2 separate regions of the Homo sapiens genome follow, and region 2 is linked to region 1. The links are chromatin loops, found by intact Hi-C in ENCODE. Cell type or tissue: breast epithelium. All regions are shown on one strand. Links, peaks and the distances in the headings refer to the core of each region. The heading gives the core; the rest is flanking DNA.

Region 1 (5,386 bases), core at 331-5,330:
GTCAGGGTTCACTGGAGGGACAGAACTAATAGTATATATCTATATATCTATATAGATATATAGATATACATATATATACATATATATATATAGAGAGAGAGAGAGAGTTTATTAAGGAGTATTAAACTCACATGATCACAAGACCCACAATAGGCCGTCTGCAGGCTGAGGAGCAAGGAAGCCAGTCCAAGTCCCAAAGCCGAAGAACTTACAGTCCAATGTTCAAGGACAGGAAGCATCCAGCATGGGAAAAGATGTAGGCTAGGAGGCTAAGCCAGTCTAGCCTTTTCACGTTTTCCTGCCTGCTTTATATCCCAGCCAAGCGGGCAGCTGATTAGATAGTGCCCATCCAGATTAAGGGTGGGTCTGCCTTTCCCAACCCACTGACTCAAATATTAATCTCCTTTGAAAACACCCACACAGACACACCCAGGATCAATACTTTGCATCCTTCAATCCAATCAAGTTGACACTCAGTATTAACCATCACAGATGGGGAGTTCAGTAAAATCCCTGAGAGGGCAGGTAGCAAAATCCTCATGGACAATCACAAAAAAGATCAAGGAGGAGGAAGAGGCAGCACAGAGATTGATTCACTGCCTCTGCAGAGATCTTTCCTGGGGTGGAAGTGAGTTTTCATTCCAGTAGAAGATCATAAAAGTGACAGTTCCTGCTGATGACAAAAGTCTCCTCCATATTTTATGAAACATAACTCTGCCATCACCATTTACTACTTATTCAAATGCATGAGCTTCCTTTTAAGGAAAAATGGCTCCTAATGGCAGTATCCCCTACGGCTCACAATTATGCAGCAGTAGTGTGGTTTTCACGCAGGTGCCTTAACATTTAAAGTAGAATTCAAATTTGACCACAATGACAGGTCCAGAGCTCATGAACCTCTGCACACATATGGAATATGTGAGAAAAGAAACTTGTCAAAAATCCAAATGACAGAAAAAGAGATTCACATACTGTATTAGTTTCCTAAAGCTGCCATAGCAAAATGGTACAAACGTGGTGGCTTAACACAACAGAAATTTATTCTGTCACATTTCTGGAGACTAGAAATCGTCAATCAAGTTGTCAGTAGGGCTAAGCTCTCTCTGAAGTCTCTAGGGCAGAATCCTTCCTTGCCTCTTCCTAGCTCTGGTGGTTTCTTGCAATCCTTGGTGTCCCTTGGCTTGTGGTGGCATCATTTCGATCTCTGCCTCTCTCACATGGCCATTTCTCCTCTGTGTCTCCCTGTGTCCAAATTTCCCTCTTCTTATAAGGACATCAGTCAGTGAAGGAGGAGGGCCCACTCCAATGAGTATGACCTCATCTTAACTTGATTCCATCTGCAAACAGATTATATTTCAAAATAAGGTCACATTCATAGGTACTGGGGGTGAAGTCTTAAATATACCTTTTTGGGGGGACAGAATTCAACCCATAACTCATACTAACCACCTAGTCTGGATTACTAGAAGGCAGCACACCTGCACTTAGCCTTCACTGAAGGCTCTTAATTCTTCAGTAAAATGCCCCTTGTTTTAATAAAAATGTTTAAATAAAAATACACAAAAAAACAAATTGGCTTCTTCTACAAAATCACTATTGAAGATGCTTTTTTTTCTCAAAAAGTCTTTTTATAATTACCATGAAGAAAGTTTATTTCTTTTGATGACAGTGAAAATTTTTCTTTTGTTTGGCAATTAGGAAGCTTACTAGTCAGCACTATAGTACTGTACTAATACTCAGTAGTCTATAGTACCATAATACTACAGTAGTCTGGGTGTTTCTCAAGTTTAGATGGGGAGAGTAAGTTAGGGGGGGAAATGATTAAAAACACAGATGCCTGGGACACACTCCAAACCTATAAAATCAGAAGTGATGGGGAAGAGGCCCAGGGTTATTCGCTTCTGACAAGCAGCCAAAGTCATTCTGCTGTATACCAACTGTGAGTGCCACCAGCCTAGGGTTTTTACATCCCATTTCCCCCTTTATTCTCAGAGATGTATAGTTTGTGACTTTTATATTTTAATGCTCTTGTGTCCTTTATTGCAAGCTATATTTTTTTTAGCTATTTACAATTAAGATTAACAAGCAATTTCTAAGTATTCTACTTCTGAACTATACATTTGAAATAATACTTGTGACTGTATTTTAGGTTCTGTAGCACTTTTCCAAAAATGACATACATTTTCAAACAGATGGCTTTATTCATGCTTACCAAGTCCCTCTGAGGTACACTGGAAGAAGAAACTTTATTCCCTTCAAAAATAAAGGCTCAAGTCCAAGTCAAACTGAGTACTTATTAAACACCTTTAATGTTCAAGACCCAGGGAGGTACTTCTCTGAATATGGAAAGGTTAGTGTACCACTTAAACACAGTACACTGATTTACCATCTCTTGTTTGTACAGAATTAAATAGTCTAGACAATTTAATTATTTTAATTGATCAGTGTAAGTTGTTGTGAACAATTCAGAATAAAAGCTCCAAGTACAAGTACTTTCTTTCCACATTATTCTTCTCATCTTCAGTTCACATATGAAAACTAAAGCCTCCTAAACTTAAGATTATAAAGTACTGCAAAGTACAGTAGTCACTAACGTGAAAAAAAAAACTACTACTTTCCATGGCTGTCTATAGCTCAACTCTCTGAAAAATATACAGTCGGTTTGAAGTCTTTTGTGAAATCCCTTGTGAGACTCTACTGTTGACTGTGGTTAGAATACATTCAAAAGTATAATCAGATTGCATCATCACCATCACCTGCTCAGAGGCAAGTTGAAGAAACATGTGCTCATGAGGCTGAAGCTGGCTTATTGTACTACACTCTCATGTGGGCTTGCCAGAGAGATTAGTCACCATTTTGCAGCTGGTTTCAAATTCAGTTGCTGCGATACAAGTGCAGATGCAATGGCTTACCCTAATTATATTGCTCCAGTTTAATCTTTCCATTTGTAGCATACTATATACTGGATCAAATTCAAGACTCTGGATTGGTTTCAAATAGAAGAGATTTCAAAATCACACATTTGTTATCCTCTCCTAAAGCTTGCTGATCATATTTCATCATTGTATCTGCTAGATCTTCTGAATTCACCCTAAAGGTGTTTTTAGCTCTCTAAACCATCACTAAATCTTGATAATTAATAAAAATGCAGAAAAAAACAGTTCTTAAAGCTTTTTTTAACACAATAAAAGGAAAGTTATGTCATCTCCAAAAATACTCATATGTTTTTTAAAATTTCAATTTTCTTCCTCTTTGGAATTAAATATATGAGCAAATTCTAAGGAAATTAATTGTAATCAGTGGTTTCTAAACTTAACTGATGGTCAAAATCACTTGGGAAGCTTTAAAACACACATACATTTCCCCCACTTCACCCTGTACCTGTTGAGTCATAATTTAAAGAGGTTTCTTTTTAAATTAATCTAGAAGTTAAATAAAGCTAATGCTGGTATTGCTTCTGAGAGTCAGAAAGAAAAAAGAAAGGTTCCTGCCTATCTCATGCAGGTCTTTTTAACTGCCTGCTACTGTCCATATTTAATAAATGCCATCTGTCAAGAATGATGTCTATACAAAGAGATGATGTAATCAGAAGAACTTTAAAATAAAAGAAAAAATAAAATCCTAGCATCATCAGATCCACAGAAGCTACTCAGATAAGAGGCTCCAAGAGGACATTTTTGGATGTGAAAAACAATGAGAAGGAGGACAACACACATTTACAATCGTCTTAATTTTGTAAGTATCTGTTTGAATTTGTTGGATACATAGTTTTTTCCTTCAAAATAACTTAAAGGTATTATTTTGAAGACACACATAGTCAAGTTTAGATTATGCATTTTTACTCCGTTCTTATTCATTTGTTCCATGCTAGTGCTGGGAATATGGTGGTAAGAACAGACAACCCATGCCCTCACTATGCATACAGTATCATCGATGGCATTATAAAAATATCAAAATAGTTTTATGGTTAAAATAAACTATAAGAAATTCACATAAGTATATTTCAAAATACCCTTGGGGATAAAAATAACACATTCAAGTTACAGCTGACACATTATTTGGAAAAATCACTCAAGTTCTGCAATTTCTTCTTCCCAAATTAATACCAGTTTTACTTTCTTATCTGATCTAAAATTTATAACTTATTATACAACAATGTGAAGTTAATAAGTGAATGGTATATCACAGGTTATTCAACACACTGCTAAAATTAAAAATCATTGTGTCAATTCTAAAAACTAGATTTCCCTAAACTCTAAAAGCTACACAACTATGACAAACAGAATCTACAGCACTCTGTGACTCTTAATATTACAATTAAACATCAAGTTTATTAATAGAAAAGTTTGGTAAACAGATTTTCACATGACATAATGTGTCAATTTGATAATTATGGCCAATCATAAACTTAAGCATAAAAGGTGATGGTAAGATAAAAACAAAATCTTGAGGACAAAATTTCAAACTCATGCTCTCATCCAGGCCAGAGTTCCTGAACTATACAATGACAAACTAACTTCTTTGTTAAACTGCATTTTACTCTTTACAAATACAAGTAGTTTTCCAAATACTCCATGCTGTTGATGCCCCAAAGTGGGAAAAACAGATGAATTAAATAAATAGAGGCCATGTTAGCCAATGTGATTGAGACCATTTCTTCATTTAATAAAAAAATCAGTTAAAGTGGGAAATCATAAAAAATACATGCATACCTTAAACATTTTACTTCAAAACAATAAATCATATTCATTTAATAAAGTAAATACTTCTGAAGTAGCAGAGTTGTCTGAGGTAAATACCTGAGGTTATCGTCTCACGCCAAAGAAACTGAAGGACGAGGACACACAAGGAGTGAGTTTAAGAGTGGAGTTTTAATAGATGAAAGAAACAGGAGGCTGGGCGAGGTGGCTTATGCCTGTAATTCCAGCACTTTGGGATGCTGAGGCAGGCGGATCACTTGGGGTCAGGAGTTCGAGACCAGCCAGGCCAACGTGGTGAAACCCAGTCTCTACCAAAAATACGAAAATTAGCTGGGCGTGGTGGCGCATACCGGTAGTCCCAGCTACGCGGGAGGCAGAGGTGAGAGAATCGCTTGAACCCGGGAGACGGAGGTTGCAGTGAGCCAAGATCATGCCATTGCACTCCAGCCTGGGCAACAGACCAAGACTCCGTCTCAAAAAAAAAAAAAAGAAAAAAAGAAAGAAAGAAAAAGGAAAAAGAAAGAGGAAAGCTCCCTCGTGCAGAGGAAGGGGTCCCGAACGGGTTTCCGGGTTCAGGGCAAGAAGAGGTTGGTTTTATAGGAGGCGGTGTCTGATTTACATAGGGCACGAGAGATTGATCAGACCAGGTGTGCCATTTACATAGCATGCTCCGCCTCCCAGGTTCA
Region 2 (5,386 bases), core at 178-5,177, 240 kb before region 1:
AGAACACTAAACAGATCTGCACTGATGTTCATCTTAAGCTGATTAAACTCTCTTGTAGATTGATTCCTAATAGCAACAACAACAAAAAAGCCTTGACTGAATTTTTGTCCCTGGCAGATGCTTAAATTAAACTCCTTACTGCTTGTGACAGCCTACGTGCACCTTTGCACTAGGTGTTCCCTCTGCCTGAAAGGTTCTTGCCCAGATATCCACATGGCTTGCTCACTCATTTCCATCAGGTCTTTACTCAAATGTCACCACCTTTATGATGAGAGCTTTCCTGAACACTTTTTTAAAAATTGTAAGCACCCCTCGGCTTTTCCTGCTCTTTATCCTACTCTTTTTGCAGAGTACTTATCAGCAACCAAACCATAATATATTATAATTATTTTTTGTTTTGTCTGTCTAGAATAGAACAGCCATGAAGTGAAGACTTTTTATCAGTTTTATAACTGCTGAATCTCTACAACAGTGCTTAGTATATGGTAGATGATCAATAAATATTTGTTTAATGTTGTTAAGAGTGGCAAATTTTAGCCAGTGTTTATCTTATGAACTAAAACTTGTGCTTTTCCTCAGGAAAAAAAATCTAACAGGTGTATCTCTGCTACAAAAGCCTAGTCGCAGAGTAGAAAAATATCTGATGTGGCTACTGTAAACCACACAGATATTTGTATTGAAGCTGCCATTCAAAAAGATAGAATACCTTGCATTATGGTTGTTAGACCTACTGGCTCCTGGAGGCTCATCAGAGGATGAAAATGGAAAATGGGGGCCAGGCATATTCCCAACTACTGGCAAGGCTGAGGCAGAGGACCGCTTGAGCCCAGTAGTTTGAGGTTACAGTGAGCTATGATTGTGCCACTGCACTACAGCCTGGGTGACAGAGTGGGAACCTATCTCCAAAAGAAGGAAAATAGAATTGGCAATGGAGAAAAGGCATTGAAAAAAAAAGGACAACTGAAATAAACAGAGAAAACTGAAGAGGATCACTTAAGGAGTGACATCTGCTGATTGGTATTTAGTTCTATCTCACTATTAAGAAGAGCTATTCTCAAGAGACCTGTGTAAAGGAACTGAAAATAAATGATAATTAAGTAGACGAGACTATTATATGTAAATAATGAAAACTTTGTTTCTAAAAGAAGTTCAGAAGAAGCAATAGTAATAGATATTTTATTTTTAACTGGTAAGGTCATCCAGAATAAGTGTACAGTTATTTCTCAAAAATAGAAAACAGTAATGAAAACCACTGGTTTTTCAGATTTTCATCGCCATAGCAGCTCCAATTGCCAACTATGATGCCAGTGGCACCTCCAATGCATCTTAAGCTGATGCATAATACTCTCACCATGTAACTAAAAGACTATATTGTATAAAGTCAGCACATTCACAGGTAAAACTTGGGGGCCAAAGGACTATAAATATTCTCTTTCTATGGTGTGACATTCTATTTGTTTTAGTCCCAAATAGAGTGTTCATAATACCTGAAAGCAATAGTAGTCCTATGAAGGGAATATGTTTGATTATCATAATGTTATTTTTTTTTATTGAGAGTTGAAAGTCATTAAAGTATGTCATAGGTTTCTTCCTATGTGGCCAAATCTTATTTTTTGCCACACGAGTAAGTGTGTTGAGGGACTGTTGTTAGGGTGCCGTCAATTCATCAGCAGTGCTGGACTAGAGAAGTTTCTTTTTATTATTTTAAACTTTTTGAAACACAATTTTCAGAGTGCCCTACTCAGCATCTTATTGAAAAGGTCCATATTAATGCCCCTAATAAGGCTAAATGCGGGCTTAGTAGCAACAATACTAGCATCAAGCCATAGCAACTCCTTGTCAGGTTACTTATTGAATGTTTTTGAAGTGTCAGACACTGTTTTACACTCAGTAGGGTTTACCTGTTCTCACACTTTGGTAAAGAGGAGTAAAAAGATATGCCGACAAAGCTAAAGCCATATCTACAGATTTGCCTTATATAAAAAGGATGTAAATAGAGTATTATTGAAGTGAGGGAAAGGAAAGCTCACTTGAGAAAAGGCTTCAGGAAGAAGAGTATGAAGAAGTCATGTAGGTAGGAATGCACAAAACCAGGCAGAAGATGATTGAACAGTTTGCCTTTGGCTGATGGTTAATGGAAGATAAGTCTTAGCCTGTTGATGACGGGTCATGACGGCCCTTGGTTGCCAGGTAAGGTTTGCACTTTATTGGATATGCAGTGAGGAGCTGTTGAAGATTCTTGAATGGGTGGAGAGAACATGAGTGGAGCTGTGCTTTATGAAGATTAATGCAAGAATAGCTTAAAGCATTGAATTAGAGATTGATGGTTGGAAGACGATGTAGAAGGTTTAGAGGATACTCCACATTAGTTTAGGTGGCATGAGTCAGGGGAATGACAAAGGACATGGAGAGTGAAATAAGGTGAAAGTCATGCTCCTTCTCAGCTGATGATCATGTGGACTTTGAAAAGAGAACGCCAGACAGTTCTGAAGATTCAAGCTTGGATGCCTGAGAAGATAGTCATGGCTTTAACACAAACAAGGCAGCTAAGGGAAGGAGGAGGTTTGGTGAAAAGATAATGAGTTCAGCTATAAATAAAATAACCAGAGAATATCCAAATAGAGACAGCTTTTAAACGACAGTGAAGTTGAGAAGACAAGAGATATAGATTTGGGGGCTATCCATGTCCATATGGTAGCTGAAGCCATGGTCACAAAGGAGAAAAGCATAGAAATGAAAAGAAGGTGAAAAACAAAATTGTGAAAATTTATACGTGAGTCATGGAGGGATAAGTAAAAAACAAAACAAAACAACAACAACAAAAAAAAAATGAAAGAAAACAATACTAGAAAAGAAGGCAGGGCAGAAGTACTCCTTAAAATAGAGTTCAGGGTCTCAGAAAATAAGTTTGGTAGCTGCTTCGTGGGTCATCTGACAAACTAATATCCCTCTTCTCTGAGAACCAATCCTCCCCCAACACATAGAGGGTTTGGGCCTGACAGCTATGTATGTCCCAAATAACCTTGCCCCTCTGGCCATGGTTGATTTCACCCGAGTTCAACAACTGACTAAAGCTGGGCCAATTAAATTTTCTCCTTTGGGAATCTGAAATTAAGAAATAAAATATTTTTCTATAAAGAATTGTGCATAGAGTGGCCATTTTCTGTCATGGGCACAGAGAAGCAGAGGAAACCTGCCTTCTGAGAGAAAAGAATGAAGTGACTTACAGAAAGAAGGAGAAATCACACCAGGTGACCAGAAAGAGGGAGAGAGTCTGAGAGGAAGTTCACTTTCCCATGATGATTATTTTGTTTCTTATGCATTTTATTCAATCCTCCAAAACCACCCCAACTCCAGACCCATTCCTGCTGATACATCTCCACTACAGTCCCACCATCAAATCTATGATTTTTTCAACATTTGGATCAATTTCTTTTTCCTTTCTGTACAGGTAATACATGTTCTCCTTTCCTATCGAAAGCCATCTCCTCCACTTCTGATTTAAATTCTGACCCTCTTGTCTCTCAGGGACTTCATTTCTGCAGTTATTATCTCCATCTTCTTCATCATCAAATTATTGATTTTTCCCAGTAATGTTTGAACATGCTGTTATGCCAACATTTACTTTAAAAGGCAAAACAAAGATTCTTCTGCCATCCCTTTCCATCTATGGTCCAAATTCTTTGATCTTGTCACAGCAACAGTTCTTGACAGAGATGTCTACATGTTACTTCTGATATCCTATTTAATCCTATTAATCTACTATTTTCCTGTTTAGTCTATTCCAATCTGGCTTCATGCCACTGAAAACTGCTAATCAATATCAACTGCCTCCATATTGCCAGACCCAGTGGATATTTCTGGGACCTCTTCCTTTTCCAGCTTTTAGCAGTTTTCCACATTGCTGGTCAGGCTCAGTTCTTTAAAAAAATCTCTTCTATAGGAGTCTGGGACACTGTACTCACCTGTTCTGTTTCCTACTTCTCTAACCACTACTGCTCAGTGCTCTTCAGGTTCTTCCTCCTCTAGTTCCCTCTAAAAATTGGCCTCTATTCTCTGCTTGCTTCTGTATAAACTCACCTTCTTGGTAATCTTAGACATTCCCATGGCTTTAAATACTGCAAAATGCTGGCAACTCCTAAATGAAACTCTCCAGCCCAGACATTTCCTCCAAGATTCATATTTGTATATTCAGTTGCCTGCTTGATACGTCAAGTACCCATGAATACTTGAAGTGAATGTGTCTAAAATGGGCCTAAAATCTTAATTTCCATATTCCTGCTTTCTCTTAACCTCTGAGAAAATTGTCCCCATTTTTTCCCCATTTCAGCAAATGGTTTCACCATCTATCCAGTTATTCCAAACAATTAACCTAGACAATATTTTTGATTTCTCATTTTTCTCCCCACCATCGCCCCCTCCAACCCAGCAGCTAGTCCTCTCATTTGTTTTTAATAAATGGATGTCTAATCCATCCACTTCTATCTCTTCTGCTATTACATTAAGTCAAACTACTGTCATCTCTTACCTAATCTATTGCTGCAGCTACTCAACTTGCCTCCCAGCTTCTACTCTTGCCTTCTTTAATTTAGTTTCTACTTATTAGTCAGGGTAAACTTGGAAATATGTTGAGCCACATTTCCTGCTTAAAAATGTTCAGTGTCGGGTGGGCGCGGTGGCTCACGCCTGTAATCCCAGCATTTTGGGAGGCCAAGGCAGGTGGATCACAAGGTCAAGAGATCGAGACCATCCTGGCCAACATGGTGAAACCCCGTCTCTACTAAAAATACAAAAATTAGTTGGGCATGGTGGCACGTGCCTATAGTCCAGCTACTCGGGAGGCTGAGGCAGGAGAATCGCTTGAACCAGGGAGGTGGAGGTTGCAGTGAGCCGAGATCATGCCACTGCCCTCCAGCCTGGCAACAGATTGAGACTTCATCTCAAAAAAAAAAAAAGGTTTGGTGTCTTCCAATAACTTTGCAATGAAATCCAAATTCCTTAAAATAGCTTAAAAGGCCTGACCTGGCCTGACTACTTTTGCTCTACTCTTCTCCTCCCCTTTTCAGTTCCAGCCACAATGCCTCCTTTCACTTCCCCTGAAACGCTCCTGCATGGCCTGCATACAGGTGTCTCCTCAGCCTAAATCACTTCTACCTCCCTGCTCCTCAATTCCCTTGAAATGCCATGTCTTAGAATGTCCTTCCTGAGTCCTCACCCATCACTAATAACCTATAATAATCTATCATTAAGTCAGTTTTTTCCATCTATTTTGCTCATTAAATGTTGTCAATACACATTTGTTTACCTCCTAATGGCAAGTCTTTCCTACTAGATTGTAAAGTCTCTAGAGGCAGCGACCTTGTTTGTCTCTTCTGTTCACTACTTG

What was found. Peaks named below come from ENCODE experiments on the same cell type or tissue, not always from the same donor. Only the 100,000 strongest peaks of a DNase experiment are listed, where the experiment ranks them.
Region 2: a loop joins it to region 1, with 11 times the contacts of the local background. A loop is called at or near these places in 2 of 110 quality-filtered maps.

Annotation. Positions count from the first base shown.
Region 1 is chr7:7,716,864-7,722,249 of GRCh38, reverse strand. It overlaps RPA3 (replication protein A3), which reads left to right and starts at 3,643. Exons shown (of 8, transcript NM_002947.5): 1 at 3,643-3,735. All of the region lies in intron 2 of UMAD1 (UBAP1-MVB12-associated (UMA) domain containing 1), which reads right to left. In breast epithelium, for the core only: no CTCF peak of the experiment used is centred there; a DNase peak (open chromatin) is centred at 2,819.
Region 2 is chr7:7,960,146-7,965,531 of GRCh38, reverse strand. The region is part of intron 1 of GLCCI1-DT (GLCCI1 divergent transcript); the gene reads left to right. Among named protein-coding and RNA genes, the nearest start is that of GLCCI1-DT, 5.9 kb to the left of the region's middle. RefSeq lists an enhancer at 5,200-5,329. In breast epithelium, for the core only: no CTCF peak of the experiment used is centred there; no DNase peak of the experiment used is centred there.